Regions from separate parts of the Mus musculus genome. Here all the other regions are linked to region 3. The links are chromatin loops, found by intact Hi-C in ENCODE. Cell type or tissue: left cerebral cortex. All regions are shown on one strand. Region 1 overlaps Adk (adenosine kinase). Region 2 overlaps Dupd1 (dual specificity phosphatase and pro isomerase domain containing 1). Region 3 holds the start of Dusp13 (dual specificity phosphatase 13). Region 4 overlaps Ap3m1 (adaptor-related protein complex 3, mu 1 subunit). Region 5 overlaps Adk (adenosine kinase). Region 6 overlaps Adk (adenosine kinase).

Region 1 (5,000 bases), 600 kb after region 3:
TTACCTGTGTTAACAAAGCAATCAAAAATAAACTGCAACTAGAATATATACCACACAGAATAACAAACACTAAAAATGAGCAGCCATGTCTGTTTATACTATTTGGTCTTACGTGGTACTATTTATGTCTAGAAAATGGTATATGGCAAAAATTAGTGAAATAATGTTTTCTACTGACACTTCTGGGTTTTAAATGAACAATAAAAGTATAACAGCTTATAACTAATTAAACTATGTCGTGAGGTAAACAACAATGTTCTAGTAACACAGTTTTAAAGAAAACATTTTCCATCACTGTCAAGATTTTCACTGACTTGTTAGATATTGAAACAGTGTGTTACTAAATCTATAATGTTGAAACACTTTAAAAGCTATCATGGAAGCTCTTAATACTACATACCAGTTAACCTAAATGAATCACAAAAGTCTTGCAGTTGGTGGGAAAAATTATGATAAATATAAGCAATATATTATAATAAAGATGAATGGTAAGTGAAAAATTAATGTTACATTTAAAATGCATTTCTGAATACTGTACAGAGCAATGAAACTTTAATTAAAAAACAACTTTAAGCAATACTTAATCACTCATTTCTCTCCCTTGCTGCCAACTCGTATTCTTCAAACACATAAAACAGTTTATATTATTTCCCCAAACAATAAAATCATTTATCATAATTTTACTATATTTATTGCTAGTCTTTAAAGATAATTTATATTTTCCAACATAGATTAATTACAAAACCCTTGCAGAAACTTATGCATCTCAGCATACAAATGAAAGTGAGCCCTGAAAAGGCCAGGATGTATCAACTGTCTTCTTAGGCAGTGAACACAGTCATCAGTAAGTTAAATCCAATTAAGATTGGCCATTATAAATTTACATTTATGATATTCAGGACACAGAAACTAATCTGAAATGTATTACAAGGGCTGATAAAATCCTAACGTATCCTTACTTATGAAACATCTGAAATGCTAGGCCTGGGTCACCTGGCTTTCTGCATTGTTTTATCTTTACAGTAACTGTATCAACAGTGTTGCAGCCCTAATCCTGTCGACGAGAGCATGGCCTGAGAGATGTCATAACTAGGTGTAACAGAGATGAGGCTGAGATAAGTAATTCTAGTGAAGGAGAACTGACAAAATGAATATAGTCCTAAGGTCTTAGAAATGAATGGAATTTTCCAACCATTCTCCTCACCCCCCTCTAATGTGTTTGGTATTTTACCTGCATGGATGTCTGGGTACCACTTGCTTCCCTGCTTTCCTCTACGGTCAGAAGTGGGTGTCAGCTATCCTGGAACTAGAGTTACAGGTTGCTATGGGCCACCATTTGGGTGCTGGGAATCAAACCTAGGTGCTATGGAAGAATAGCCAGTTGCTCTTAACTGCTGAGCCATCTCTCCAACTCCATAAACAGTCTTCTTTTTCCTAACAATATCCAACTTTGCCTGGCAGACTCCACCACTCTAACACTCTATTTTATTATTATTTAAAAGGTTTTACACTGGAGGCAGGTTGAACATGAGACTCCTGATCCTCCGCCTCAAATAAGCCAGTGCTAGGGTTACAATCATATGCCACTTGCCCACAGAGTTCACCTAAACACTTTTGATCAGTAACTTTCAGACACAAGCTCCGTCTTTGACTTTGGGGATAGGTCTGGGACCAAGGCCAGTCAGAGCAGGCCCACTAGGATATAATCACCACACTGAATTTGGAGCCACTAGGAGGAATACAGAAAAACAAGAATGTGAACTATCAGCTGACGGTAGCCATCCTCTCTTGCAAACAGAACCGACACCGAGGAAAAGAGCTGAAATGACTCTAATACTATTTACCCCACTGAGTTACACTTTACCTGATGCCATACCAGGATCTTTTTACTAAATGCCCACTTGTTTAACAGCTTTGAGATGTGGCTTTTGTCACTTGTACACTACACCATCCATAAAAATTTAATGGTACAAATCAACTTCAGAAATTAAAACATTTAATCATTCCAAATCTGGAATCTTAAAATAAAAGACAGATCCAGGGGATTATTCTTAGTATTTCAAAAGGATGAATGAAATTATATACTGACCTGGCATTAGAAAAAAAGTGGACTTCTACACTACCCCGGGATAAGGTGACATGTGGATAACCTAGTGTTGGGATTACAGGCATGTGCCAGTTTGTCTGCATAGTAGTTTATTCTACATGACTGAACCTCTTTAAAATCTGCTTGAAATGAGTCTAAATAGAAATATAGTTTAGTCTTTCATTTAAAAATTACAAAAGAACTGATTGTGACTTTTATAATATAGTTTATTTGGGAGACAAACTGTTTTAAAACAAAAATATCACTGAAAATTTTCAAAATCATCACTGAAGGAGAAAAAACCCAAGAACTACAATATTATCTTGAAATACACTCAATAAAAGACAAATCACTTGAGATACTGAAACTACTCAGCATCCTTCAGTAGAGGAGTGTAAGCTAATGGTGCCACCTAGTGTCCTGCACTAGACACTACAACTCCATCTTCAAATTCCTTTTGCTGAAGAATACAGGCTAGTCTCCTCCCATTGTTGCTTTGTCTTCAGTAATTCTTCCAAAAGGCATTTGATTCTAATTCAGTTCTAGTTATGTGTAGCATTCCAGGGTGCCTTCATTCATACCTTTATCAACAATTGCTCCGTGAGGTTAGGGCTACTTTATTTCATTTTTAAGATTTCTCCATTAAAAATTTTGTTTAGATTTATTTATTTTATTTTTCTATGTGCATGTCTGTCATCATGGGTCTCTTGGAGGTCAGAAGAGGGCGTGAAGTCCCAGGTGCAAGAGTTACAGACAGTTTTGAGGTGCCTGACTTGGGTGCAGGGGACTAAACACAGGCAGTACACGTACATATACTCAGTGAAAAATACTCCAAGGGAAAATAGATCAATCTTTTAAAAAAAGGTCTGGTGCTCAGAGGATCAGGAGATGGCTCAGCTGGTAAAGTGGGTGCTGTGTAAGCACAACGACCTGAATTCAGATCCCCAGGCCTGTGAGGGGGAGACAGGAGACGTCGGTTACCTAAATCAGTGAGCTCTAGTGAGCTCTCAGAAACCACAGGTGTCTGGTACTGCTGCGGTAAGGAGGCAGTTGGATTCTACATGCTTGCAGGCCAGTCAATCTACATAAAACAGTGAGCTCTGTTTCTGTGAGGGAGGCTGTTTGAAGATGCAATGTGGAGGGCCAGAAAGGTGGCTGAGTGACAGAGGAGTCTGATGACCTGACCTGAGATCCATCCCTGGAAGTCCATGAAAAGCTGGATGCCATAGATGTCTGTAGTCTCGGCACTCCTACACTAAATGAAACTTTACAATATCAACCTCTGGGGGCTAGAAAGATATTCCAGGCATTATGAGCGCTTGCTGCTCTTCTAGCAAAGATGCCACATCAGTTGTGAGCACCCTCATCAAGTGAGGCTGAACAGTTTGTAACTCAAGCTCCAAGTCAGACACCAGTGTCCTCCAAAGCCACTGCACTCAAGTGGGCATACCCATAGGTACACATAATTAAAAAACAATAAAAACAAAGCTCTAAAAATATGAATTTCTGGCCTCCAGATGTACATATGTGGGCAAGCATGAGTCAGTGCAAGTGTGCGTGTATACATGTATGCACACACACACAATTACTATAGCTATCTATAACAAGTAGTGAATACAACTTTTACAACACAGCTTACAACTAAAATTTTAAATTCTAGGTCATTGAGTTATATGTTATTGAAAAGGTGGCAAAATTGTGTAAAAAATACATTAAAAATTATAAATGTATTTTTTATACTGGAAAAATCAGAAAACCTCTAAGTGCCAGGAAACTATAAAGTAATTCATAGCTCTAGAGAACATGATAGAAAGAAATTACCAAAGACTGTATAACAAAAAATGTCAGAAAGGACATTTTAAATCTGTCATTACATGCTCAGCCCAATGAAAAGAAATTCATGGTGGGAAAAAAAATGTCACGTTAAGAAATACATAATGCTTTAGGCTGGAGAGATGATGCAGAGGTTACAAGCACTGGCTATGCTTCCAGAGGACCCAGGTTTGTCTCACAGGACCCAGGTGGCAGCTCAGAACCAGCTGTAACTGCAGTTCCAAGGGATGTGACTCACTAGGCATGCATGTGGTAACACAGCCATACACGGAGGAAAAATATTCATACATATAAAAAAATTAATTTAAAAGAAATTACAGAATAGTGGGCAAAAAGAGGAGATTTTAAGAGTTCAAACAAAAATAATTCTCCACGAAAGAATAGAAATCATGGCACCCCATTTCCCACAAGCAGCACCAGTTGCCAAAATAAGACAGCCTTCAGATTGCTGAGGAAACTATTTCAACCTCAAATTCCAAACCCAAGTGAAATACGAAGCTACGGTGAAGGCAATATAGAGAAAGGCTGAAACAGGATCTTGAGCAGCCCAGTCTAGCCTTGACATCTGTAGTGAGCCAAGGGTGACCCTGCCTTCTAGATCCTCCCACCTCTACCTCTGATGCTGGGACTAACTAAAAAGTATGAATAAGGGGCTGGAGAGATGGCTCAGTGGTTAAAAGCACTGACAGATCTTCCGGAGGTCCTGAGTTCAAATCCCAGCAACCACACAGTGGCTCACAACCATGTGTAATGAGATCAGATGCCCTCTTCTGGTGTGTCTGAAAACAGCTACAGTGTACCTACATATAATAAATAAATAAATCTTTAAAGAAAAGAAAGAAGGAAAGAAAGAAAAGTATGAATAAATAAGAAAAATAATGAATAAGCAAAATATTCACAAAAACAGACCAAAGAAGAGTTTTAAAGTTAGCTATAAACAAATGAAGTCTGGTTAAAGCGAACAAAGGAGTAAGAGATGCAAAAAAAAACCATTACTAAGGTTCTAGACTTCAGGATAGCTGAAAAAATGCATTGTAAACCTTTTGTACTATGAACTAAGTTTTATTCAATTGCAAAAAAT
Region 2 (5,000 bases), 63 kb after region 3:
CCAGCATTTTTCAGACATAGACTGCAACCTTATCAGTGGGTCATAAAAGCAAAATGGTGGATGTGCCCACTGTTCCTTTTCTGCTTTTTTAATTGAATAGAAAGAATAGAAAATAATAGCACAAATTGCGTGTAGCAGAGGTACATATTATGTGTAAAACCTTTATCTGGCTCACACAAGGGCAGCAAGCACAGGGAAGTTCCGGGCTTCGATGTCACACTGCCTGGGCTTGGATCGAGGTCTGCCATTCACTGGCCGTGCAACTGGGACGAGCCACTTCTCCGTATCTCCTTCCACGACCTCATCTGTAGAATGGTGATGACAGTTTGACTGAAGCCACTGGGTAGTTTCAAGAATTGACTACAATAAAATGTATGAAGTAAGTGCATGGGCACTAGGTACCCTGGTGCAAACCCGAGACTCCAGCCATCCAGGGAGGCAGAAGCAGGACGATTAAGAGTTCAAGGCCAGGCCTCAGAGATGCTGCAGGACCCTGTCTCAAAAGCACACAAACAAACAACCCATAAATTACCCAGAAGATTGCCCAGGGTAACTGAGGTTACCCAGGAGTCAGCTGTGAACTGAACCAGAAAACAGTCCCAACAGCTCTCCCTTACCTCAGGACCCTGCAGAGAGGCTGGTGTCAGGGTCACAGGCCTCTGGGTTTCTTGAAGTTCAGACAAGGACTGAGAACAGGCCTCCCTCACTACCCCTGTTTTCTGCCACCAACACTGGGCCTCAACAGTGGGACTTGGCAGAGCCCCAGAGCCAAGAGGGAACAGGACTCCGAGGTTCTGGTGACAGGAAATTGGTGGGGCCCAGGGGCACCTGAGACCTCCAGAGAACAACCCACTCTTGCCCTGGGGTAGTGGGCCTCTTTCTCCAGGCTGACAGCATTAATGAGAACCACATTTGGCTCTAAGAGTTCCGTCAGAGCTGAGAGCCCCCTTCTCTCCTTCCCCCCCCCATCTTCCTTCCCCGTCTTCTTCCTCTCTGCTTTCTCTCCACAGACTTTAGGTTCCCCAAAGCTTAATAGGTTACAGCTTTCATCTGTTACAAGTGCTTAGCTGTGACAGGAGAGGAAGGAGCACATCGGTTGTCAGCAGAGCTGGCCAGGGGCCAGGCAGCATCTGTCTGGAACACTCTATTGGGATTAGAACGCCAGAGGTAGATGCTCATCTGCGTGGATGGTCACGCTGGATGAAAATGTGGACCAGCGCCCCCTTAATGACACAGGGGGTTGCGGCCTGCCCTCCTTGCTGGCTGGGGTAGACAGAGAAAGGCACTAATTGTGAGGAGGTGGAGAGCACCTCTGTGCCAGCCCCCAGCACATCAGTGGTCCTTGCAGCTGGTCATGGTGCCTAGGACTTCCCATCCCACTTGGAGTGAGAAAAGTAGAACTAACTGTGTGTGGATTCTTTCTTCCTTCCTTCCTTCCTTTCTTTCTTTCTTTCTTTTTTTTTAAGATTTGTTTATTTATTATATGTAAGTATACTGTAGCTGTCTTCAGACACACCAGAAGAGGGCATCAGATTTCATCATGGATGGTAGTGAGGTATCATGTGGTTACTGGGATTTGAACTCAGGACCTTCAGAAGAGTAGTCAGTGCTCTTAACCGCTGAGCCATCTCTCCAGCCCCTGATTCTTTCATTTCTTATGTTGTCTTGGCTTCTTTCCCTTGTCTGGGCTTGGTCCCACGAAGAAGGGAGAGCTAAAAAGGTCAGAGAGCCATGCCCATGAAGAAACTGTCCACAGGCAACTTCCTGTTTATCTCTCCAGCTATCAGGCTGAGAAGCAGAAAGTCAGGGCATCACTTTGGTCACACAGCCACAGATAGCCCAGCCAGCTAGATGAATATCAGTAGAGAGTCACTCAGCCATGGGAAACAGTGGGGGTGGGGAGAGAGAGAGAGAGAGAGAGAGAGAGAGAGAGAGAGAGAGAGAGAGAGAGAGCGCCGAGAGCCAAACCTCAGAGCACAGTGGCACAGAAAGGGCCTCCAACACAGTTTTGCATTAAGATACTTCTGGCATTAGTATTGTGGGTGACCTCTGGCAAGAAATTGAAATTGCACCTCCTGAACCTGTCTCTCCATCTGCAAGGCAGGGACAATGATAACAAGGTTTAAGTCAAAGCTGAAATGAGACAGGGCCAACGGGTGTCCTGGGTGGGCTCTAGAGCGCCACCAAGTGGAGGCCTGAGGGACCTGGTTGCTTGTACATCATTTTTAAGGGAATCAATCGCCTGCCCCCTCCCCAGTGTAAGCAATGATTATTTGTATATTTGATGCATGTGACATTGTTCATACTAAGGCACCATTGTCTTTGTGTATGTGACAAGGACTAAGTCAGATTGTATCCTAACACTGTCAAAAGAGTCAATTGCTTACAGGTTCTACTAGCAGGGTGTGGTGATGCATTCTGTTTAAATTGTTTAATCCTGGCACTTGAGGGACTAAGGCAGGAGGATGTTGAGATGAGTTTGAGAACATCCTGGGTTACACAGGGAAACTCTGTCCATGTACACACACACACACACACACACACACACACACACACACACACCAGTAGTTTCAAAATATATACTTTCAAGGGCCAGGGGTCTAGGTCAGTGAAATAATGGGTATTGAGCACATACAAGGCCTTGGATTTGGTTCCCCAGCATCAAAAAGAAATAAAAGGAAGGCATATGCTTTGAAAATAATTTCTTGCTGGGGATGTATCTTGAGGATGTGTTTGCCATCCATGTGTAAGGTCTTGGGTTTTATTCCCAGCATGGGGTGGGAGGATGCTTAAGAAAGAAAGAAAAGAGAACTATTTATATTCTGAGGTGTAGAGACCTCAAATGTAAACTGTTAATGAAATAAACAAGATATAGAAATGGGTTTTGAAAGGCTGCGAGTGTAGTTCAGTGCCTGTCTGGCAGGGGTGAGACCCTGGTTTCTATCCACAGTAGAAGCAAAAGGGAGGGAGGGGGAGAGAGGGAGGACAGGGGAGGGTAGGAGGCCGGCATGAAGTACAGTAAATGGGAGACTCTTCTAGGCAGAGTCTTCTCTGGAAGAGGAGATGAAGGGTTGGGGACACCTGTTGCTCTTGAGGGTCAAGGAACCCGGTGGGAGGGATGTGTGTGTGTCACCCAGTCAGTCTCCTGGGGTATGCTTTGACATTTGAACCCTGCTAAACATGACTGAATAAACATTAAAACCATCAGTCAATCGCTTCCAGGAGGCCACTCTCTGAGGCATGGAGTTGGGCCATCTCACAGATGTTTTAATGCCTTCTCTTACCAAGCAAGAGTTGTAGCGTCTGCCTGCTACCAATCCTATCACGTGATCATCAGCAAACAAGTGCGGTGTACAGAAACTGCCTTCCCAACACGCCTATGAAAGAGCCAAGAGAGCTGGCGTGGTGGCACAAGCCTTTAATCCCAGCACTCGGGAGGCAGGCGGATTTCTGAGTTGGAGGCCAGCCTGGTCTACAAAGTGAGTTCCAGGACAGCCAGGGCTATACAGAGAAACCCTGTCTCAAAAACAAAAACAAACAAACAAAAGAAAAAGAAAAAGAAAGAAAGAGCCAAGAAACTGTGTCCCCATTTTGCTGATGGGGAGCTGTGGCCCAAGTCATACTGTGGGTGACAGAGTAAATGTGGGTTGAGGAACCCCATCCCGTTCAGCACTGGCTTTCTTTCCTGTCTCCTCCACCTGCAGGTAAGATCCTGGTTCACTGTGCCATGGGCCGAAGTCGGTCAGCAACTCTGGTCCTGGCCTACCTGATGATCCACAAGAACATGACTTTGGTGGACGCCATTCAACAAGTGGCTAAGAACCGCTGTGTCCTGCCCAACCGGGGCTTCTTGAAGCAACTCCGAGAGCTGGACAAGCAGCTGGTGAAGCAGCGGCGACAGGCCGGGCCAGGGGACAGTGACCTAGGGCTGTAGGGGGCCTCCTCAGAGAGGATCAGAGACCCTGGCACCCAGAGCAGAAGGCTGAAGCACGTCTGCAAGGAGGCTTTGGTGGGCAGGGAGATGAGACAGTGAAACCAAAGGCTGGGCGCAGCAGGGAGGATGCCCGCTGTCTCCTCCAGTCTAGTTCTTTGCCTCATGGTAGGCCAAGTCAGCTGCAGGGGGATCTGGGTAAGGAAAAGGTACCGCTCTCCACAATCTCCTGTCTTTAAGTTGGAAGCAAAAAAAGGTTTCCTTTGTTTGGGCTGTTTTTTGTTTTGTTTTAATGTGTGGGTACTGTGTTGTGATTAAATGCTTGGCTCTGAAAGGGAAAAATCATGTTATTATAAAAAGATAAAAAAATAGAGCTTGATTTTTTTTTTCAACCACAGAAATTTGCCTGGTAAGCTGTGTTACAGGACAGGCCTTAGGACTTGGGAGGAAGCCTGGACAGAATCACATTTCTTATTCAGTGCAGTCCATGTACATGTGCGCAGGCACCTGGCAGGGGTAGGCATGGTGTCCTGAGCCTCTGAACAGAAATGCCTTTCCTTGCATCGCCATAGCCAGAGCTGCCAGCATCCAAGTGGGTTGTGGTAAATTTAGACAGGGAAGAGTGTAACCTCACAATTTGGGAGAAAAGGAGAGGCAGGGCACTTAGTTTTAGGGGACCAGAATACTCCTTTGCCTTCAGTAAGGGTAGCAGGGAGGTTTGTTTTTTTTTACTCACACCGCAGATGTGTGGTTTGCATGGAACGGGGGGGGGGGGGGGGGGGAGGGGGGAAGCAGCCAGATGAGCTGAGTTAAGCTGGCACCTGATGGTCATTCTTCACTCTTGAGAAAGCAGCAGCAGCAGCAGCAGCAGCACAACCCCGCATGTGGGCTTCCAGAACCAGCAGCCCTGAGAAGATGGAACCTAGAGAGAGGCTGCTGAGAGAGGACACCAGCAGTGGAGCATCATGAACGACAGCGTCCTGGAGAAAGTGTGTGTGTGTGTGTGTCTAATGCCTGCTGGAGAAGGATAGGAAGGGCCCATGTCTTCAGTGTGAACTAAAAAATCCAA
Region 3 (5,000 bases):
TCTGTGTCTTCCAGCATAGATCCCATCAGCTCTTTATCTCTGCCCTAGTTTTGAGTAACCTCTGAAAGCCAAGGGATTTGGGGGTTGGGAGGTATTTGGGGCAAGCTGGAATGGTACTCAGGGTCTCAACCACACTAGATAAGTGCACTACCATTGAACACCACCACCCAGTCCTAGAGAGGTGGTTTTCTGTTTTGTTGTATTGTGTTTTAGACAAAGTCTTACTGTGACTGTCTAAAACATCTGGCTGGCCTAGAACTCACTATGTAGACCAGGCTGGCCTTGAACTCAGAGGTCTGCCTGTCTCTGCCCCTGCCTCTGCCTCCTGAGTGATGAGATTAAAGGTGTACGCCACCATTCAGGCTCTAAGGGGAATTTTTAAGGTGGTTTGCTTGCTTTTCCTTTTCCCCACCCAGCTACCCAAATACACTCATCCCACACACCGCAGGCAACCCTCTGAGCTTCCTGTATCCTGAACATTAAGGATACATGTACAAGGAGAAAGGGTGAGGATAGGTTTGGGCCTCAGCCATGGGGTTGCTGGGTACAGTTGCACAGCCTGGGTTTAAGGAGGAAGTACCTGGCTGAGCCTAGGGCTGACCAGGCCATGGGACCAATGGACAAGTTGGGAGTGGCAAGGAAAGGCAAAAGGGAGACGACAGCATGCTTTATAATTAAACTCAAATAAAAAAATAGAAACAGCATCAGGTGTGCGGAGCCAGGCGGCTAGAATCCAGCGGCACAAGCTGTGGGTCGGAGAAGACTACAGCCCGGTCAGGATCTCCCCACAGGTGGGTGAACGACCCTAAGCAGAGACCCCTGAGAATACTGGGTACTGGGGCCCAGGGCATCTATGCCTGCTTGTGTGGGCAACTGTGAGGACTGGGTTGGGGGACTCCAAATGGGTCAGAGGTAGAGGCACAGAACCCTGCCTCTCGCCACCGTGTGACCTTGGGCAAACTGCTTTTATCTCTCTGAGGCTTGATTTTTCTCATCTGGAAAGTGGGGATGTTGATACTGCCTGCTTCGTGAGAGAACAGGGTGGACTCAGCGTGAAGACACGAGTCCTGGGCTCTGTCTGGTCTGTAACGTACTTCCTCAAGCTGGGAATATAATTACGAAACACAGAGATCCAGGTGAAAACTCCACAGGCCATAGCAATCTACCCTCTATAGGTCTTGGCTGAGCCCCGAAAGGATGAGACTGATTGGAGCAATGTCCATAACGTGATGCCTCATTTATGTGGCACCTGCCCTGATGCAGGGCCTCTGGGAGGTGCATCTCACTTATGATGTCATGAGAGTCTCCCAGCAGCTCCTGGTGAAGACTCAGGCTCACAGACTCCCACACAGGTCTGTCTCCCTCCAGGGATGCAGGCTGGGCAGAGACCACTGCAGTCTGCCCTTGGCATTTACCTGCCAAAGTCTCTTTCCCAGACACCTCGATGTCCTTCTGTGAGAACGCTAGCCCCACTTGGTCTGTGCTCCCTAAGAGAAGAGGGGAGACAGAGAGGGAACAGCAGAGGAGACCAGGAGAAATGTGTTCTGAGGTTACAGCTAAAGAGGTAGGTGGCAAACAGCTGCCACGTCCCAGGCTGCTGAGCAAGGCCCGAGGTATGCAGGGTGGTATTCTAGAAGGCTATCCTGGGACAAACTGAAAGACAGACAACAGAGAGCAAGCTAGAGATGCTACTAGTGCCAACAAAAGGTAAGTATGTGTAGCTCTGTATACAGAGGCAGTGTGGGCAAGAAAGCCACTGTTGACAGAAGCAACTTCTCTGCTGAAGTTTCAGGGAAGTAGAAGCCAGGTAGCACTAGAGAGCCACGGGAGGACTATCATGAATGTGAACAGGGGCCTGATCCTACAAGACATTCAGCCATGGCTCCTTCTGACATAGCTGGGCCCTCCCTACACCAGGGGGTAGCAGAATCCCTGGGCTTTCTTTTGGGGGGGGTGCCTAAAGCTTAAGGAATGGCTCACTGAGTGAGCTGCTGGGCCTGGCTCTGATAGGTGAAAGGAACCCTCAGTGGACCAGAGCAGATAGCTGGGCTACATATAGCCCTAAGTAGGACCTGACCAGGAAACCCTAAGTCTAAGAAAAATCTTTCCTACAGGTCTGAGTTAGACCAGGGAAGTTAAGGACATCCCCTAATCCCCACCACCGAGCTCCTGGGACACAGTTGGGCTGCCTAGCAGCCACTGGCCACTAGAGGGCAGACTTACCCCATGCCAAATTGAGCAGGCCTGTGAGGGGCCTACGGTTTCCCGAAATCCCTGTCTAGTTCCACTCATAGCTGGAGGAGTCTAGCTGGTGGCCTCAGGCCAGAGTGGCTATTGGACTTCCCTGGATTCAGAGATCCTCCACCCTAATATTCCTTTCCCTGGTGTTACTTCATATAGCGTCATTCCCTTCTCTTGCAGCCAGCAGAATACCAGAGAGCAGAGAAAAGAAACTAAGGCCCAGATAGGAATGAAAACTTGCCTAGGTCCCAGGATATATCCTTGTCAAATTTTAAGGGGAGTCTGTTCCCTAGGCATCTCTTCAGGTGGTCCCCATCTTCAGGACAAGTGTTTTCAATAGCAGAGACACCAGGGAGAGATGTTAGGCCACTGCTCCTGTCCCCGCAGCTCAGGTCTGTCTTCATCTTGCCCCACATCCCCATTGGCTCACATGCATGGACCTGGAATTCTAGGCGCATAACAGCATTTGTGTTCTGGATGGAACCTGCTTTAGGACTGTTCCACTCAGCCTGCCCCTGCACCTAGTCCCCCATTCCTGGCCCCAGACCATGCCCTAGGTAGGTGGCAGGCCACTCAGCCTGCCAGAGAGGTCACAGAGGGGGATGAGGGAGAAAGGCCGGCCCTCTCTTCCACCCAGCTCATCATCCACTGGCTGGGTGAGTGTGGCCAAGCCAGTGGCCTCCTGGGTGCCCATCTCTTTTTCTGGTTTTGGCAGTGCCTGCCAGAGGGAAAAGGCATTCTACCCAGTCTGTACCTACTCGAGTTACTCTTTGAGGGGACCAGGGGTAGTTGACCAAGGTAGGTTCCCCTTCCCTCTAAGGTACCAGGCTCAGGTTCTGGTGCCTCTGACACCTCAGCTCTGCAAGGGCCCAGATGGACTAAGCCAGATGACTCCAGACATAACCCACTCCTTCCGGGTGAGGCCTGTACAGGTGTACTGGCCTGAACCACAAGGGTAAGGAGGAAAAAAGCCCGGGGCCTGTAAGTGGATGTGTAGCTCATCCCTGACAGCTCCCTAGAGGAGACACATCAGTTGGTGACCACCCTCTGGCAACTGGAAGGCTTGGGGAATGAACTGAAGGCACACACTGGATATCAAGCTCAGGGTAGTCTTTAGCCATTTGTCATTTGTCATTGGTGTCAGTGTGAAACATGGAACACAGCACAAGGGATACAGCCTGCTTATGAGCGACACCAGCTCACTTGGTGTGAACAAGCTGACTAATGCCCACTTGTGGCTGGACTGTAACCCTGGACAGTGCTTTGACCTCCTCTAGCATCAGCCTTAGAAACAGCCAGGGTGGGAGCTACAGATGAGCTGCCTGGCTTTGGAGGGACATCCTAGGTCCTCTCCAAGAGCCTCCGCCAGCTGGGGTTTCCAGTGACTAAAGGGGTACGGTCTGCACAGATTAGCCCTACAGAGATTCCCCACGGTCCCTAAGACCAACATTTCTAACATCCGTTGCCTCAGGAAAGGTACGCTTAGCGCCATGGAATTGACAAGAGAGTTCTAGTTCTCCTTGTTCCCAGGGAAAAGGTTCTAGGTTCCAGGCCAGCTGAGCCGGGTAATAGCCTCATTCAGCATAGCTGAGGCTGGCCCCCACAGCATCCCACTGGCTCCTGGTACTGCAACACAGGTCTCCCTGTCCACTGGACCCACGCTTGGGGAGCCTGTTCCAGCTACTGTCCTGTTTACTCTGTTCCCAGAATGGACTCGCTACAGAAGCAGGAACTTCGGAGGCCAAAGATTCATGGGGCAGTCCAGGTGTCCCCCTACCAGCCACCCACACTGGCCTCTCTGCAGCGATTGCTGTGGGTCCGTCGGACTGCCACACTGACCCACATCAATGAGGTCTGGCCCAACCTTTTCTTGGGAGATGCGTAAGTAAGACCCATGTAGGGGTTTAGGGTGGCTGATGGGTGGGAGTACCAGGATAAGCCTCCTCCAGATGGCCCACAGTGCTTCTCACCGCTGCCTGCATTTGCCTTTCTCATGTTTGTTTGGAAACATACAGTTTCATCTTTCAGGCCATGGAATAGAGAATTCCTTGTATCCTAGAAGTGACCTGTTTTAGTGGATAAACCACACTTCAAGAGACAAAGCTCTCTCTCTTCTCTTCTTTTCTTTTGTACCCCTGGTTGGCTCGAATTCCCTATGTAGCTGAGGATACCTTGAGTTTCTGATCCTCCAGCCTTCACCTCCAAAGAGCTGGTTTTACAAGTGTGCATTGCCACCATGCCTGTTTTATGCTGGTGATCACACCCAGGGCTTTGCACGTACTAGGCAGGCGCTCTGCAAATTGAGCTGTGAACCTAGCCTACCTGAAACCATCATCGTCCTCATTGACTCAGTCCCACTGGATGTCCTGGAACTCACTAGGTAGAATAGGCTGGCCTCAAACTCATAAAGATCCTCCTGCTTCTGCCTTCTAAGTGTATGCTACCATGCATCTCTCATTTCTATTGGTGTATATTCATTGTATATTGGGATGGGTTTAGCAGATTTTTCAAGCTTTACTGTGTATTTGATCTTATTCACCTCCCTATTCTCTCCCCCATTTTCTTTCTTTCTTTTTTTTTTAAGATTTATTTGTTTATTATATGTAAGTACACTGTAGCTGTCTTCAGACACCTCAGAAGAGGGCATCAGATCTCATTACAGATGGTTGTGAGCCACCATGTGGTTGCTGGGCTTTGAACTCAGGACCTTTGGAAGAGCAGTCAGTGCTCTTAAATGCTGAGCCATCTCTCCAGCGCCC
Region 4 (5,000 bases), 690 kb after region 3:
GCTAAGAACCACACTGCTATGCCGTTGCCAACATCCTACTGAGTTATCACTAAAATTACTTTAACCAACATCACCCATCACATCAAATATGACAATCATATATTCTCGGTATAGATTTAAAAAAAAAAGTCTTGGAGCTGGAGAGATGGCTTGTCAGTTAAGAGCACTAGATGCACTTTTGATGAACCAGGTTCAATTCCTGGCCCTCACACAGTGGCTGACAACTGTCTGTAACTCCAGTCCCACGGGGATCCTACTCCCCCTACTGGCCTTCTTGGGCACTGCACACTCAGTGTACAGATACATATGCAGACAGAGCACCCATACAAATACAATAAAAACTTAAAGAAAAAAAACAAAACTACTTGCGAATCAGAAAAGTTAACCCCCTTTTAATGCATAAGACATAGATATATTTTAAGTAGGCATGTGTTTTGGGGTTTTTTTTTTTTTTCTAATTTGTGTGGGAGATGCTGCAGAGAACCCAAGTTCAGGTCTTAACAACCAATAACTCCAGGGAATCTGATGTACTTTTCTGGCCTCTGCAAGTACCTGCACTCACATGACATATACAAACAGAAATACATACAAAATTAAAGTTTAAAAAACTTGGGTTGTGAGCTGCCTGAGATGGGTGCTAGGAACTGAACTCTGGTCCTCGGCCGAAGCAGTAGATGGTTTTAATCCCACCCCCTGTATCTCCAGCTTTAAGGGATCCACTGTCCGCTCCTGGTCCTCATGGACCTGCATTTACATGCACAAACCCACACTCAAATACACATAATACACATCTAAATTATTGAAAAAAAAAGTCTTATCAAACAGTCTGTAGGGAACAGTATGATTTGCTGAGGGTAAAAGACTGGAAATGTTAGATCATTGGTGGCCAGCAGTCATGGCATATGCCTTTAATCCCAGCACTTGGGTGGTAGAGGCAAGCAGACTCTTGTGTTAGAGGCCAGCCTGGTCTACAGAGTGAATTCCAGGACAGCCGAGGTTACACAGAGAAACCCTATCTTGAGAATAAAAAGGAAAATTTTAAAAAGGAAAATTGTAAAACATTTTTTGATATTTATTTTTATTACTTGTTTATTATTTGGGGTTTATTTTTATTATTTGCATTATTGTATGTGTTTGTATGTGGGTATGTGCACATGAGTGCCATGCCCATAGAAACAAAAGGCAATAGATCCCCTGGAGCTGGAGTTATGATCTGCCTGACATAGGTGCTAAGATTGAATCTGAGTGCTTTGTTTGTTGAGTTAGGGGTTCAGTTTTGTTTTGTTGTTGTTGTTGTTGGGGGTATGTTTTGTTTGGTATTTTGTTGTTGTTGTTGTTGGTTTTTCAAGACAAGATTTCTGTGTGTAACCACCCTGGCTGTCCTGGAATTCCCTTTGTAGACCAGGCTGGGCTGGAACTCACAGATGTCCCCCTGCCTCTTCCCTTGAAGAGCAAGGTATTTGGCACCAAGCCCAGCATAATCTGGGTCTTCCGTAGGAGCATGTACATGCTCTTAATCACTGAGTCATCTCCAATCTGAGAAAACCACTTCTACTCATCCTTTTAAATCTTCACAGCTTCACTTCTGTGTGGCATTCCCCTAGAAATGCATAAATATGCTTCAGATACTAAAATTCTCCAATACACTTCAGATACTAAAACCCTTCCCCATTTTTAAAATTCTGCTTCAGCTCCATCTTAGGCTTTTTTTTTTTTTTTTCCTTTTTTAGTTCCGCTTCCTTGCTATTCAAATACTGGCTTTTTCTTTCATATATGTTCCTTGCTATGTTCATAATTTATTTGGATATAACTCCTTATAATACCCATTAACAACATATCAGTCTCTTTGAAGGACTAGACTCAATCAAATACAGTGATTGAATGTACTCAGTTGAGTCAAATATATTAGGAATTGGGTCAAATTATGTATGACCAGGACTAACTATTTCAGCTGTCTTCTTATTTCTGTACAACATACCCAGACTTAAATACATTTTTTCTTAAAGCTTGTCCAAATCTCATTGTATATTTTACTCCATTCTCTTGTTAACCTTCTAGTACAGGCTCCTACTAGGGCAGTGCCTGAGAAGGCCAGAAGAGGGCACTGGACCCCCTTGGACTAGAGTTAAAGACAGTTGTAAGGGTGTCAAGCCTTGTCCTCTAACCTGCCAAGCATCCATCTCTCCAGCTCTGATCCATCACTCATCTCTTAACTGGTGTCACATAATTTGGTGACTTCTTATCCAATTTCCATAGTATAATTAGTATAATCTCTCCAGAAATGTAAATCAGATTTGCATATTTTCTCTCAAAATAAAAAATTAAATAAAATGTGGGAAATTAGTTCACTGAGAACAATAAACAAGGCAAGCCTTGCCCCATGACCAGTGGCTGTTTTCATATTCTTACCTTTTTTCCAGCATTTCTTCAACCTTAAGAGTTGCACATTTTGTTTTGGATTTCTTTCATGTATTCTCTTTGTACGTGTAACCCTTGAAGATTCCAATAGTTCACTCTATTTATCCTATCATATGAGTTGCTTCTTACTATATTTGTATTTGCAACTGACGAAAAGTATAGAAATTTTCAGTTTAGCATATCCCCAAATGCCTAATATATAAATATAGAACAGTTTGTTGAATAGGGGAAAATGGTTAAGATTCTGGTTGAGAATCAGAGGAACTAAATTCTTCTCGTTTCATATTTGTGTATGTGTACATGCATATGTGGGGGGGGGGCGGTGCATGCAACTTCAGGGATCCCCATGTGTGTGTGGATCAGAGGTTTAAGTTGGGTGACTTTGTGGTTCTCCACCTTGTTTCCTGAGGCAGTCTCACTGAACCTGGGCCTCACTGACTGGCTAGAATAGCTAGCCTGAAAGCCTGTCTCCACTCTACAGTCCCCAACCCCTTATTCCACTGTTAGAGTTACAGAAAGGAACCACCCACCACCTCCTGTTTTGATATGGCAGTGGGGATCCAAATTCAGGTTCTCGTGCTTAAATGGCAGGCTCTTTACTGACCTAAACATCTTTCCATCCCCCATTCTCTCACTGTGTATAAAGGCCATTCTGTGCCTCCATTAAGCTCTGAAAGAAACCTTGGGTGTGGTGGATGACTGTAGTTCCTGTTGCTTAAGATGCTGTGGCAAGGGATAGCTTAAGGCCATGAGTTTGGCAACATACGACTATCTAAAAAGCAAAAGACACACTTACCTTCCAAGAATATTTTGACTGTAATTGTCAGGAAGAATGCACACATAAAGAGGATTCATGAAGTAGTTACACTACAATCAAATCTCTGATGGGTGTGTTTGCAGTTCAAAAGTCACATCCACATACAGTTTGTGGTGGTGGTCAATCAAGTAAGGAACAACATAACTGCAGCTACTAAAAGCATAAGTGGCTAAAGAAATAGGCTAATTTTTTTCTGTTTCATGAGGTGTTGCTTCTTATATACATTAGGCAATTGATCATAATATGGATAGAAAAATTAAGATCTTTTCTTATTATAGGAGGTTAAAATAGGTTTTAAAGCCAAGTGCTGTTGAGTGCTGGAAGTGTTAAGCTCTCAGCACAAAGGATAACAACAGTAAATCCAGTGGCTGGGTTGACAACCAGTGTTCTGAAACCTGAACTGCTACCGATAAAAACAACTCTGGTGGAAACTTTCCTGGAAAGAATTTTTCACCAGATTAAGAAAGTGAGTGGAAATCTAACCCTAAAATAACCAGTCAAAACAAGCACCTGTCTTAGAGAGTGTTGTGATAATGGAGTGCCACTGTGTTCCAGGGGGCTAGTGCTTTGACATAACCTGTGTCACCTCTTTTGTTTCTACTCTAATCAGTTAAACTTTCTCAGCATAAAATCAAGAGCATGTTTTGGTTTCTATATGGAACATATCCTTCAACTCTTCCTTTTAAATGAAGCCAGAAGAGCACATTGACTATAGCATCTGTCTATAATGATATCACCAACAGATGTCAGTATGATAAATACCGTGACCAAAAGCAATTTGTGGAAGAAATTTATTTGGCTTATACATCCTGATCACAGATGCTCGTTGAAGGAAGTCAGGTCAGGAAATGAAGAAAGTGCAGAGGCAGGAAACATGGAGGAACGCTGCTTAGTGGCTTGCTTAGCTTCTCACATCACCCAGGAGCCTAGGCATTACACCACCCATGGTGGGCTGGGTCCTACATTAATGACCAACAGATATGCCCAAAGAACAGTCTAATGGAGGCAATTCCTCAATTAGACTTTCTCTTCCAGATTTACCTAGGTTGTGTCAAGTTAACAGAACTAACAATATATTGTATATTGCACTAATTAACTATCCTGTGTTAAATAAACTTGCATTCTTGGAATAAATCATATTTTTTATGATTTAATTTGTTGCTGAATTTTGTTTTCTAGAATTAAGAACTTTTCCATCTGTGTTCTTAAGTGATCTTAATCTGCTATTATTTCCATTGCCTTTGTCTGGTTTTTATGTCAAGGCAATATGACAAGGAATTTTTTTTTTTTTAAACCAGCTCAGCAGACTCCAAACTCTGCATCTCCACTGATTTATTTATTTATTATATGTAAGTAGCTGTCTTCAGACACACCAGGAGAGAGCATCAGATTTTGTTACGGATGGTTATGAGCCACCATGTGGTTGCTGGGATTTGAACTCAGGACCTTTGGAAGAGCAGTCGGCACTCTTAACTGCTGAGCCATCTCACCAGCCCCAAGGAATTTTTTTTAATACAATATATTTTGATTATATTCTTTCTCCTTCCCCTACCTAGGTCCTTCCCTTCCCCATACCTACCCAGCTTTGTGTTCTCTCTTTCCAAAAAGAAAAGGAAGAAAAATCAGACAAATAGAAAACACAGACAAAAAAATAACAAAACAAACATCCACACACGCGAGCGTGCAGAGTCATCCTCGTGTTGTCAACCACTGTGGATGGTGCCTGCCCTGCCCAGTGATACACCAGTGGAGAAAAACAATTTTC
Region 5 (5,000 bases), 490 kb after region 3:
CCTGGAGGGATACATAGTATGACGAAGGGTACAGAGAGATTAAAATATACTGACTAATACTTCATTTGAGTGATGATGCTGTGTGATTCAGGACAGCACTGTGTACAATCAGACCCAGTTGAGTATCGCTGTACATGTCCCCTGTTACAGGTACCAATGTTGCTGCATTGCTACTATTTAATGTCAAGAATTTACATATCTCAAATGTCCACCAGTCTGAACTTGTCTGAGATTTTGCTCAAACAGGAGGCTGGAAGAAGAACATCAAAGAAGCCAAGTTTCTGCCTCCTCCTCACGTCAAAAGCCCATAACCGGCAACTTTGACCTCACCAATGGCAGGCTGGCTTCTTCTACTTTTACCAATCATTCCCTCTGGTTGGCAAATACAAGACCCTCATGCATCTCTTGTATTTTCCTTAGCAGAACCCCAAACCAGCTATTTTTCCAAGTAGTTCTAGACCCTTTCATTGGATACTGAGGTTTATAAAAGTAGATCTGAGTATTGGATTGGTTGTTGGCACCAGAGAACCGCTGTTTCCAGGGCCTCCCAAAGGGACATGAATAGGAAACATACGTATGCTCACTAACCCACGTGCAGGCACATTTCTAAGTTTTTCTGTTTACCCATCTTCACACATTAAAGGAAGCATGGGTTCATATCCTATGGATCATCCTAGTTATCCCATGCACATATTTATCTGTGATTTACAGTCCTTTTATAACAGCAAGAAATTTGGCTTTCACCTTCCAACATCCATTTACTTCACCCCAGCACACACCCAGAGTAGGTTAAGAATTATGAATTTCCAACTCAAAAGGAAACAAGTTTACTAACTAGAACACAGTGTTTATAGATTATTCTTTTTTAAAATTTAGCTTTTTTCTAGTGCAAACACTTTCTTTTCTTTTCTTTTCTTTTCTCTTTTCTTCTCTTTTTAAAAATTACTTAGGCTAGCTCCTTTTCTGCCACTCTTGAATGAGACTATGTCACACATGTGCAATGTAATTAGATATGTTCAATATCATCTGTAGGCTACCCCGAGATGCACACATCAGATTTCAGGTCCCTGTGTGCAGCTCTAGCAACTCCAGTAAATCATGTGCCTACTTACACAGCACCACCCAGAACAGTGTCCTCCCGTTAATGGCTGCCTGCCACAGTCAAACCATTTCTATTATTTGTCACTTACAAAAATACCAAGGGGCCTCTCTTCCCACTGGGTATTGCAAACTTTATATGCCCCAGTACAGGGGAATGCCAGGGTCAACAAGTGGGATTGGGGTTAGGGAAGCAGGGCAGGGGGAGGGTATAGGGAACCTTCGGGATAGCATTTGAAATGTATATAAAGAAAATATCTAATTAAAAAAAGAAAGAAAAGCAAAGCAAACAATGAAATGGATAAGCATTGTTTTTCTTTTAAGATTTAAATTAGAGTAGTTTATTTACCAAACCAATAAGACCACATGGTACTGTGTTGTAGTTCATCACAGTTCTGACTTTCAATCATATAAAGGTAAATGGGGGTCCGTCATTTACTAAAGAGTAGAAATTTCTTTTTAGTTTAGGCTAATGAAAATGTGTATCCCTTACTATTGTGTGAGAAATAAATGGGATTTATAAATTAAAAAAAAAGTAAAAGAAAATAAAGTTCTGCTATACATGCTCAAAAAACAAACAAACAAAATACAAAAAGACTCTCTGCTGAGTAAAACTTAAAATTCTAAGATAGATATTCCTTATGTGGTAGACAGAGGAAAATTACTGTTTAAAAAGCTAATTAGCATTTAGGGTTTATAAAAATAAGTGTGTAGTCTCAGGTGCAAGGACAGGCACAGAAAACCCGGAGTTAGCCGCTGCTCTTCAGTGATCTTCCATTCCCCGCAGCAGGACAACAATTTCGACATTGTTGAGCAGCAGTAGAGTTGGATCCCAACACCAGCAACTAGGTTTTTGCAACTACTTTTTCCAGGGCAAAAACCACAAACTTTGCTTTAAAAAAAAATCAGGGATTAGATTATTTTTTTTGTTTTTTAGAGGGAATACTAAAAATGAAACCATACTATGGTGACAAAAAATAGACAACCACCTTAGACACTACTCAACTCGGCTCCAGTGATTTTGTGGACATTAGTTCCTAACAGATGAGTCCCAATAGCAGCAGCTCATTTTCACACATCTTGTGTACTCAGTGTCTGAAGGACAGTTCCTCAACTAGACTGACAGATACAAGGCACAGCATTCATGCTGCCGGCTTGCACTACCGCCCGCACCCTTTCCATACATGACCAGTGCACACAGTTGTCGTTTTATTTACATTTAGTAGTGTGTTAAGTTTATGTGCTTCACAGAAAATCTCAGAGTCATGTCCCAAAGGCAGAATCATTTGGGTGATGTGATTAATTATGTGCCTCTAAGAGGTATAATCCTCTATCATAATCAGCCAGTATCATAATCAGCTGAGGACTTTCAGGTTTTTAGCTTCTCCCCCTGGTGGTAGTATCTAGGTTCGTATCTATTTAAAAAACAAAAACAACAAACCATGCTGCAAGGTTTACAGCCACTACATTCAAATATTGGGAGGCAATTTGGGGATAAAGTAGATTTAAATGAAATAGAAGCAAATCTCAGAACTCTTCTAATGTTAGCACTCACCTCCTATGCCTAGCTAGTGATCTCTCTTCCCCCCTCTCCTCTCCTCTCCTCTCCTCTCCTCTCCTCTCCTCTCCTCTCCTCTCCTCTCCTCTCCTCTCCTCTCTTCTCTCCTCTTTTTCCCACAATGCAATTACAGCCATTACATCATTGTAAATTACATGCTGGGGTTATCTCAGTAGGTATCTGCCAAATGTAAAACTTACAGAAGGTCTTCAATGTAATAATGATGTTTTATCATTTTAATTACAAACTCTTTAAAAAACTCCCTAAAGTGTACCAATTGGGGTGGTCTAAATTAACAATATCTTGGTAGCCCAAGGGTAGCAAAAATAGATTGAACTACCAAATTTCATCATCCTTATAGCAGCTGTCTTCCTGCCTCTAGGAAGCTGAGTATTTAACAAAGCAGACAGCTTGGCACTGGCGTCTGATTAGCAGCGTGTGCATTGTCAGACAGAATGTGCTTGGCTCTTCTGTTCCAGGGTTGGATTAGAAGCCTGCAGAGCACTGGGACTTTATTCTTCAGGCTTCTCAGAAGTAAATAAGTTCTGCGTCGTCTTCCTCTGTTGCTACACCTGGCAAACTGATTAGGTGCCTTCTTAGTAATGTGCGCTATCAAATGCTAGACAATTTAAATAAAGGCTTTCAAGGATAGTATCACAAAGGATGAAATTTGTCAATTTAAAAATTACTATGGTTAAGCATAATATGTATAAAAATTATTTCTCGAAATAAAGTGCTTTGAATTATGTTGAACCTAAATATTAAAATATTGCTTGTGGGGGAGGAAGGGTGGTCATTTTAGAGTATATAAAAATAAAATTATATTCTTAAAATATTAAATATAAAAGATTTTTTTCCCTGAACTCACATGAAGCATGCTAGAAATAAAACACTGCTTTACAAGAATAATATTATTTTGCTGCAGGGTACAAAACATTAAATTATAAAAGGGTGACTCTCATTACCTTTTCACCAGAAATTTCTTTGAAAATTTATTACAAATGATTGTGCTTATTGGCAGAGTTCAAAATCAGCAGAGTCCACGCAAACAATCTACTTCAGTGCGAGGTACATTCTTTTACTCTATCGGATCCGTCGGAGGTAATCAGACTGGATGTTTTATTCAACAGGGCTGAAGAAAATTGTTCTACAATAGGTTAATTCAAAATGGCAGCATAGAAAATGCATCTGTCAGTGGGGATCAAATTACAGGGCAAGCTCCTCTCAATGCTTAGAAAAACAAGTCTGCAGTTCTACAGATTATGTGCCTGTGTGTGTTTAAAGGGGTGGGAAAGGAGCTAAATATCCGAGCTAACCTCCAATTAAAGTCAATCATAAAAACAGCCAATTTAATGAGTGCAGATTTCTTTGGGTAATTATAACACCAACCACTTTTTTCTCTTTTAGATCTGTAATTCTGCCTTCTTGTTATTGCTTGCTTTGTCACTAATCGCCTCAGGACCTTGATTTCCTAGCAACAGACTGCCACCAAACACTTGGCTCCTGTTCAACATTTTCTTTGTGAAAAATGGCACTGCTGTTGCCGCCTGGGCTGCTGCAGCTAGACTGGCTGTGTAAGTGCTCTAATAATGTATTCCACTGGAAAAAAAAATCACATGATACAGGGTGCGAGGACTGAGCTCAGTTAATTACTGAGCTGGGAAGTTTATCTACAATCTAAAAGCTGTGCTGGGGGAGGGGGCTACAGGATTAAAAAAATGCATTCCTTCCATTATTAATAATTTGAAGGTAAGAATTTGCAAAGAAATATTCTATTTTGAGGTATATAAGTTTATTAAGGATTAGATACAAAAGGCCAATGTCCTTAAAATGTTGCTTGATGATTTCTTTCTCTACAACATGGCCCCAAACACACAAAAGAATCACAGAACAGTTTGCTGCAATTTAAGAGAGCAAATTAACCTATGTATCTGTCAGCTGTGTCTTTCCTACTTAAGGCAAAATCATTTGTATATGTAAATATGCTGTATGGGATGGTAAGAGGTTTTCATTCACAGCGTGAACAGTACATACTGAGAAAACTGAACATTCAAAATATTGTGTTTTGGTATATTGTACACTTAAGTAAATATTTAATAACCCATGATAAGAGTAAAGATGCTTATCATTACTTGTGAAACGATTCAATTGGGACTGAAGAAAATCAGACCTTGTGATTAGAAACCCTGTGATAAGGTAACATAATGTGATTTTTTTTTTTAACTGGGTAGATTTATTAAGATTTTTCATGTCTTCGAAATACTGCCACCCCTGGTAATGATAGTTATGGAAATTAACATGGCATGTCAGCTATGGTTCACTGAAGCCTGGCTCTAACTCTCAG
Region 6 (5,000 bases), 620 kb after region 3:
CAGCTTCCACCCCAAGCACTAGAGATAATAATATTAACAGATTTCGAAAAGGCAGAGGACTTAAAAGTATAGGCTACATGTCACTGCATAACTCTCAACTGTCTTAGTTAGGATTTTACTATTGTGAACAGACACTTTGACCAAGGCAACTCTTACAAGGACAACATTCAGTTGGGGCTGGCTTATTGGTTCATAAGTTCAGTCCATTATCATCATGAGATAGCATGGCAGCCTCCAGGCGGGCATGATGCAGGAGGAGGTGAGAGTTCTACATCTTCATCTGAAGGACACTAGAAGATTGGCTCTCAAGTGGTTAGAACGGGGGTCTCAAAGCCCTCTGCCAGTGATGCACCTACTCCAACAAGGCCACACCTACTAATAGTACCACTTCCTGGACCAAGCATATTCAGACCACCACATCAACCAAAGGGAAAAGTTTAATAATTCCCCTTTTACCATAATACTTAACATAAGTATTGTTACTAGAATGAGAAATATCTGTAAGTCCTCTACTGAATGTGCAGCATGGTCTATGAGGACTGTAAAACTATGACAAAAGGCTTTAAAAAACAGCAATACATTAAAACAAGTTCAAATCAAGCATTACAGTAGTATTACCATAGTACCTCACCTCATTGGTAGAGATAAAAATTCAGTCATAGCATTGCTATTCAAAGACAAAGTTAAAGACTATAAGAAAATTTTCTAACTTCAACTGAAAGGTAAGAAAGCCTGATCTCATACAACAGTGATTCTGTAAGTGCTTCCAATGGCATCTGCATTTATGTTTCGCTCTCATGGCCAGGCACAAATATAGATTGATAGGGGCTGGGAAGACGGTTCAGTGAGTAAGCATGCCCACTGCACAAGCGGGAGAACGCTGAGTTTGAATCCTCAGCAGCCATGTAGACAGTCAGGTGTGACTGTCTAGGACTGCAATCCTAGAGCTTGGGGGAAGGGAAGATGGAAACAGAAGGAGCTCTGAGGCTTTCTGCATGCACACACACAATGTGAGATGTTAGAAACACATTTTCATTCTCTCTGTCACCTTCCCGTCCCCTCTTTTCCCTGGGAACCATCCTCCTGCTTTACCCTCCCAAGCACAAGGCTGACAGACATGTCCCACCATATACAGGTTAATCTTTTTCTTTTCCTTTTCTTTTCTTTTCTTTTCTTTTTTTTTTTTTTTTTTTTGGTTTTTCGAGACAGGGTTTCTCTGTGTAGCCCTGGCTGTCCTGGAACTCAGAAATCCGCCTGCCTCTGCCTCCCAAGTGCTAGGATTAAAGGCGTGCGCCACCACCTCTCAGCCACAGTTTAAATCTTACCACCACCTCTCGGCCACAGTTTAAATCTTAAAACCATCTCCTGTGACAGGGTGATCTAAGTTCAAGGAGAAGTGAATTTCATCAACTAGGTATTGTGACTACAACGGTCATTCAACTGGTTAAGTCGACATAATTATTGCACCACATAGTTATTTTGTTCCAAACATATAAGAACATGTGCAAAAGTTGTCTTTCAACTTTATAAAACTAAAGAACTTACTGGCAACCAAGTGTAATTTTCTAATCAGACATAATGGCCCACACTTGGAATAAAGAAAGGAGGGCTATTTTTCTAGTCTCCACAGACACCAGACTCAAATGTGGTGCAAATATATATGCAGGCAAAACACACATACACGTTTTAAAAAAAAATCAGAATTTCTTTTAGGAAAAGAGAAAAGGGGGGAGTTGTTTCTCAGGACTATGGGTAGAGCTCAGAGTCTGGCAACCTGTGGTTTAACCTTCAGCTCCTCAAAACAAAAGCGTCTCTGGGCAGCACGCACATGAGGTAAGCACTGGAGAACAGGAGACAAGAAGAGAAGAGAGTCTAAGGCCAACCTGGGCTACACACTGAGACCTTGTATGTCTCTGTGTGTGTGCGCACACACACACACACAAACACACACACACACAGCTTAAGCTTTGTTTGTACAGCCGAAACAAAGTATCAAACAAGTAGATTCTCTAACAGGCTAATTACAGCACTACTGCTTAACATGAAAAATGAACTCAAGTTTATGATATTTGAATACTTCCTTCTTAAAAAATTCATCCATGTCCCCAAAATAGTATGTCCAAATGATTCTAGATCTTCTATGCTTATTATATACTTATTAATCACAATGTCATAAAGAGGTGAAACAGCGCCATCTGGTGGCTATCACCTTCGTCTTAACATAATTTTCCACATTGACCTTATAAATATTTCTTAAAACTGCAACAGGAGGAAATAATAAAATATTACTACAAAAGAATAATGAAATGTAATCAAGTTAGCAAGCAAAAGTACTCTTGGAAATTGAATCAAGATCGTGGCACTGTTTTAGCTGCTGAGAAGCTAAATAGCACTATTAGACTGCCATTAGGACTAAAAATCACCTCGGAACTTAGCCTGTGGTCTTCAATAGTTTTCAAGTACCAACTTTACTATAAAAATTAAATTTATACAATCTAATAAAGAGAAAGAAATATGAGCAATCCTTTTCACAAAAGGCAGCAGCACTGATTACTTGTTTAAGTTTCATATGCATATTTATATATTATATACATTATATTTCTGAATATATTTATAAACCACTATATGTATTACATATTATATTTACATATAAAGTATGACTAAATAAGTGACTGAATGTTTTAAGGCTGATCCCAAGCGTCACTAACAGGGAAAGCTTTCTGAATACTCAGAGTGTGCTGGTTATTGTCCAGAACACAAATCAGGTCATGAACTAAAATAGACATGAACCGCCTACAGAAAGGAATATGAAGGAATTGGAAACAAAAGAAAAAGCAGATACTTAAGTTGGTAAATTTTATATCTACCTTTTACAGGTAATCAAAGCAGGATCAAAGCCCAAAACAAAGTGTACCATACTCCCTGACCTAACTTTATTTTCTTGTATAACTGTGTGAATGCAGTATGTGGGTGCTCACAGTGTGTACTTCCTCCTGTCTCCACCCGACTTGCACCAGTGCTGGGGTTAGCCACGCATGCGTCCTGGCTTTGACATAGGTGTTAGGGATAACCCGAGGGCCCCACGCTTGCACCATGCCCACTGAGCCATCTCTCCGAGCACTAGCTAGACGTATTTCCAACAACTATTGGTTTAATCATATATCATAGTGGTCTTATTTTCTACTGAGAACCTTCCAGTCAGTGCAATTTTCTTTTTAATTTTTCCCTTCTCCTAATGGGAAAGAAATAAACACCTCAGTTTGTATACGTTTTTTGAAATTGTGATCACTGACTTTGCCTTAACACAAAAGATTAAAATAAACTTGATCTCTCCTCCTTGTATTAAAATGTGAATAAATTCAAGAGAATATTTTTTGCAAAAAAAGAAAAGAAAAGAAAGAAAATGTCATTAGTAAGTTAAAACTTTAAAGCAAAAGAAACGATAATTAACAAGCACATTAGAGCAAATTTAAAACCAAAGCTAACAGGGCAAGAAAAAAGGTATCTGTCCCACGTCCCTGAGAGGAGACACAAGTACAAAGCAACAAGCCTGACTGATTGGAAGATTGGGGGGGGGGGGTAGGGGGAGGACACAGGGAACTCTTACTTCTACTTTTAAAAAATGTAAGTAAAATCCTAGCTCATTAACATTTCTTCCTGAAGTAGCTGAACCCCTGGCACGCTGGTAGCCAAGTCTTAGCCTCTGCTGGTATAGTACTGGAAAATTCTACCTAAGAAAACAAAAACCCATGGATGCTGCCTCCTGGGGCCATAGCAAGGAAGACTCACTAGAATTAAAGCACTCTCCACAGGCTTTCCAGTGGTACCCTCTGCCCATACACAAGAGACGCTATCAGTCCGTTTCTCTTACCACAGGATCTGAATGACTCTCCAGAAACTACAGTATACATACATGCATATATAAAGACATGGATGAACTCAGAGGGACCAGAACCAAGAAAAGAACATGAGGAAAGTTTGTTTTAAGCAAAATTAAAAGGTGGCAATGGAGCAAGTTAGAAATGAGGTAGAGACGGAGACCAAGTACACCATGGCACAATCAATCACAGGAAACCCTATCTACACACACAGATGGAAAGGGCACATATGTTAAAAAAAAAAATACCCACTCAAACGCCTGGATAGGATGCCATTTCTATTGTCCTTAAAGCCGGACCTGGTGGCACACACCTTTAATCCCAGCACTCTTTGCATTTGAAACTAGCCTGGTCCATAGAGCAAGTTTCAAGCATCCAGAACTATACAGTGAGACCCTGCTCAGAAAACATCGCCACCCACAAAAAAGGTTATAAAGCAATACGCTACACTACTGAGAGTCATAATTTCTTTTTGAAGATTGGTGGGCAAAATTGGATTTTATTCTCTATATTTTTTCAAAAGTCAGTTAGTTCTGAATAAAAATAAGCATTTTAGAGAAGATGTTGTTACGTCTTTCATATAGTCTCTTTATGTTCTGGCCAAACGGGCCTTGCTGAGACTCACTAACAAGATAAATAAGCTATATTTAGATCAAGCACAACCTTTGGCAGAAAGAACACGCCAGCCTATGAAAAGAGACCTAGATCCTTCTAGCCCAATGTACTGTCATACCCAGCAGGGTGAGCCTCAGTAACCACCAGACTCAATTTTTCACCAATTAAGTAATTTAATTACACATCGTTTAGGTGCAAGTAGCAGAGTCCACAGTCTAAAATGCAGTTTCTATCTTTAATCCAGTATCTAATCTTCTGTAAATATTCCAAGTTATATAAAATACAAAACAATACTTAAGTTCTAGTCTCAAAGAGGTCACACTGCTAAAGCAGGCAAAGTCTTACACACAGGGTATCGACAGTATTTTGTAGAGAAAGCTGACTAACATACAGAATTCTGTTTCAGTTTTTCAGATTTGTCTTTGGAATGTATGGTGGGATTACCCAGGTTTCATCTTAATGTTCTATTTCTTGTGCCTAGGTTCTCACATCTTAGCACGCACCACA

Evidence for each region. Peaks named below come from ENCODE experiments on the same cell type or tissue, not always from the same donor. Only the 100,000 strongest peaks of a DNase experiment are listed, where the experiment ranks them.
Region 1: it touches region 3 in a loop (8-fold over the local background); 36 of 42 quality-filtered maps call a loop at or near these places.
Region 2: it touches region 3 in a loop (6-fold over the local background); 23 of 42 quality-filtered maps call a loop at or near these places.
Region 4: it touches region 3 in a loop (2.8-fold over the local background); 4 of 42 quality-filtered maps call a loop at or near these places.
Region 5: it touches region 3 in a loop (2.6-fold over the local background); 2 of 42 quality-filtered maps call a loop at or near these places.
Region 6: it touches region 3 in a loop (11-fold over the local background); 32 of 42 quality-filtered maps call a loop at or near these places.

Annotation. Positions count from the first base shown.
Region 1 is chr14:21,134,615-21,139,614 of GRCm38, reverse strand. All of the region lies in intron 3 of Adk (adenosine kinase), which reads right to left. Among named protein-coding and RNA genes, the nearest start is that of Adk, 85 kb to the right of the region's middle. In left cerebral cortex, a CTCF peak has its summit at 2,500 (motif pointing left); a DNase peak (open chromatin) is centred at 2,503.
Region 2 is chr14:21,675,865-21,680,864 of GRCm38, reverse strand. It overlaps Dupd1 (dual specificity phosphatase and pro isomerase domain containing 1), which reads left to right. Exons shown (of 4, transcript NM_001013826.2): 4 at 3,705-4,293. The coding sequence ends at 3,934. Among named protein-coding and RNA genes, the nearest start is that of Dupd1, 36 kb to the left of the region's middle. In left cerebral cortex, a CTCF peak has its summit at 2,183 (motif pointing left); DNase peaks (open chromatin) are centred at 3,110, 3,886, 4,482, 4,877 and 4 more places; H3K27ac peaks cover 827 bases.
Region 3 is chr14:21,739,226-21,744,225 of GRCm38, reverse strand. It overlaps Dusp13 (dual specificity phosphatase 13), which reads left to right and starts at 2,728. Exons shown (of 4, transcript NM_001374075.1): 1 at 2,728-3,196; 2 at 3,949-4,122. The coding sequence starts at 2,844. In left cerebral cortex, a CTCF peak has its summit at 2,211 (motif pointing right); a DNase peak (open chromatin) is centred at 2,231.
Region 4 is chr14:21,046,177-21,051,176 of GRCm38, reverse strand. All of the region lies in intron 1 of Ap3m1 (adaptor-related protein complex 3, mu 1 subunit), which reads left to right. Among named protein-coding and RNA genes, the nearest start is that of Ap3m1, 3.8 kb to the left of the region's middle. In left cerebral cortex, CTCF peaks have their summits at 256 (motif pointing left) and 2,098 (motif pointing right); DNase peaks (open chromatin) are centred at 260, 1,482 and 2,102.
Region 5 is chr14:21,251,619-21,256,618 of GRCm38, reverse strand. The region is part of intron 6 of Adk (adenosine kinase); the gene reads right to left. Among named protein-coding and RNA genes, the nearest start is that of Gm52152, 160 kb to the left of the region's middle. In left cerebral cortex, a CTCF peak has its summit at 2,487 (motif pointing left); DNase peaks (open chromatin) are centred at 2,108, 3,112 and 4,174.
Region 6 is chr14:21,117,863-21,122,862 of GRCm38, reverse strand. The region is part of intron 3 of Adk (adenosine kinase); the gene reads right to left. Among named protein-coding and RNA genes, the nearest start is that of Adk, 68 kb to the right of the region's middle. In left cerebral cortex, a CTCF peak has its summit at 2,204 (motif pointing left); a DNase peak (open chromatin) is centred at 2,189.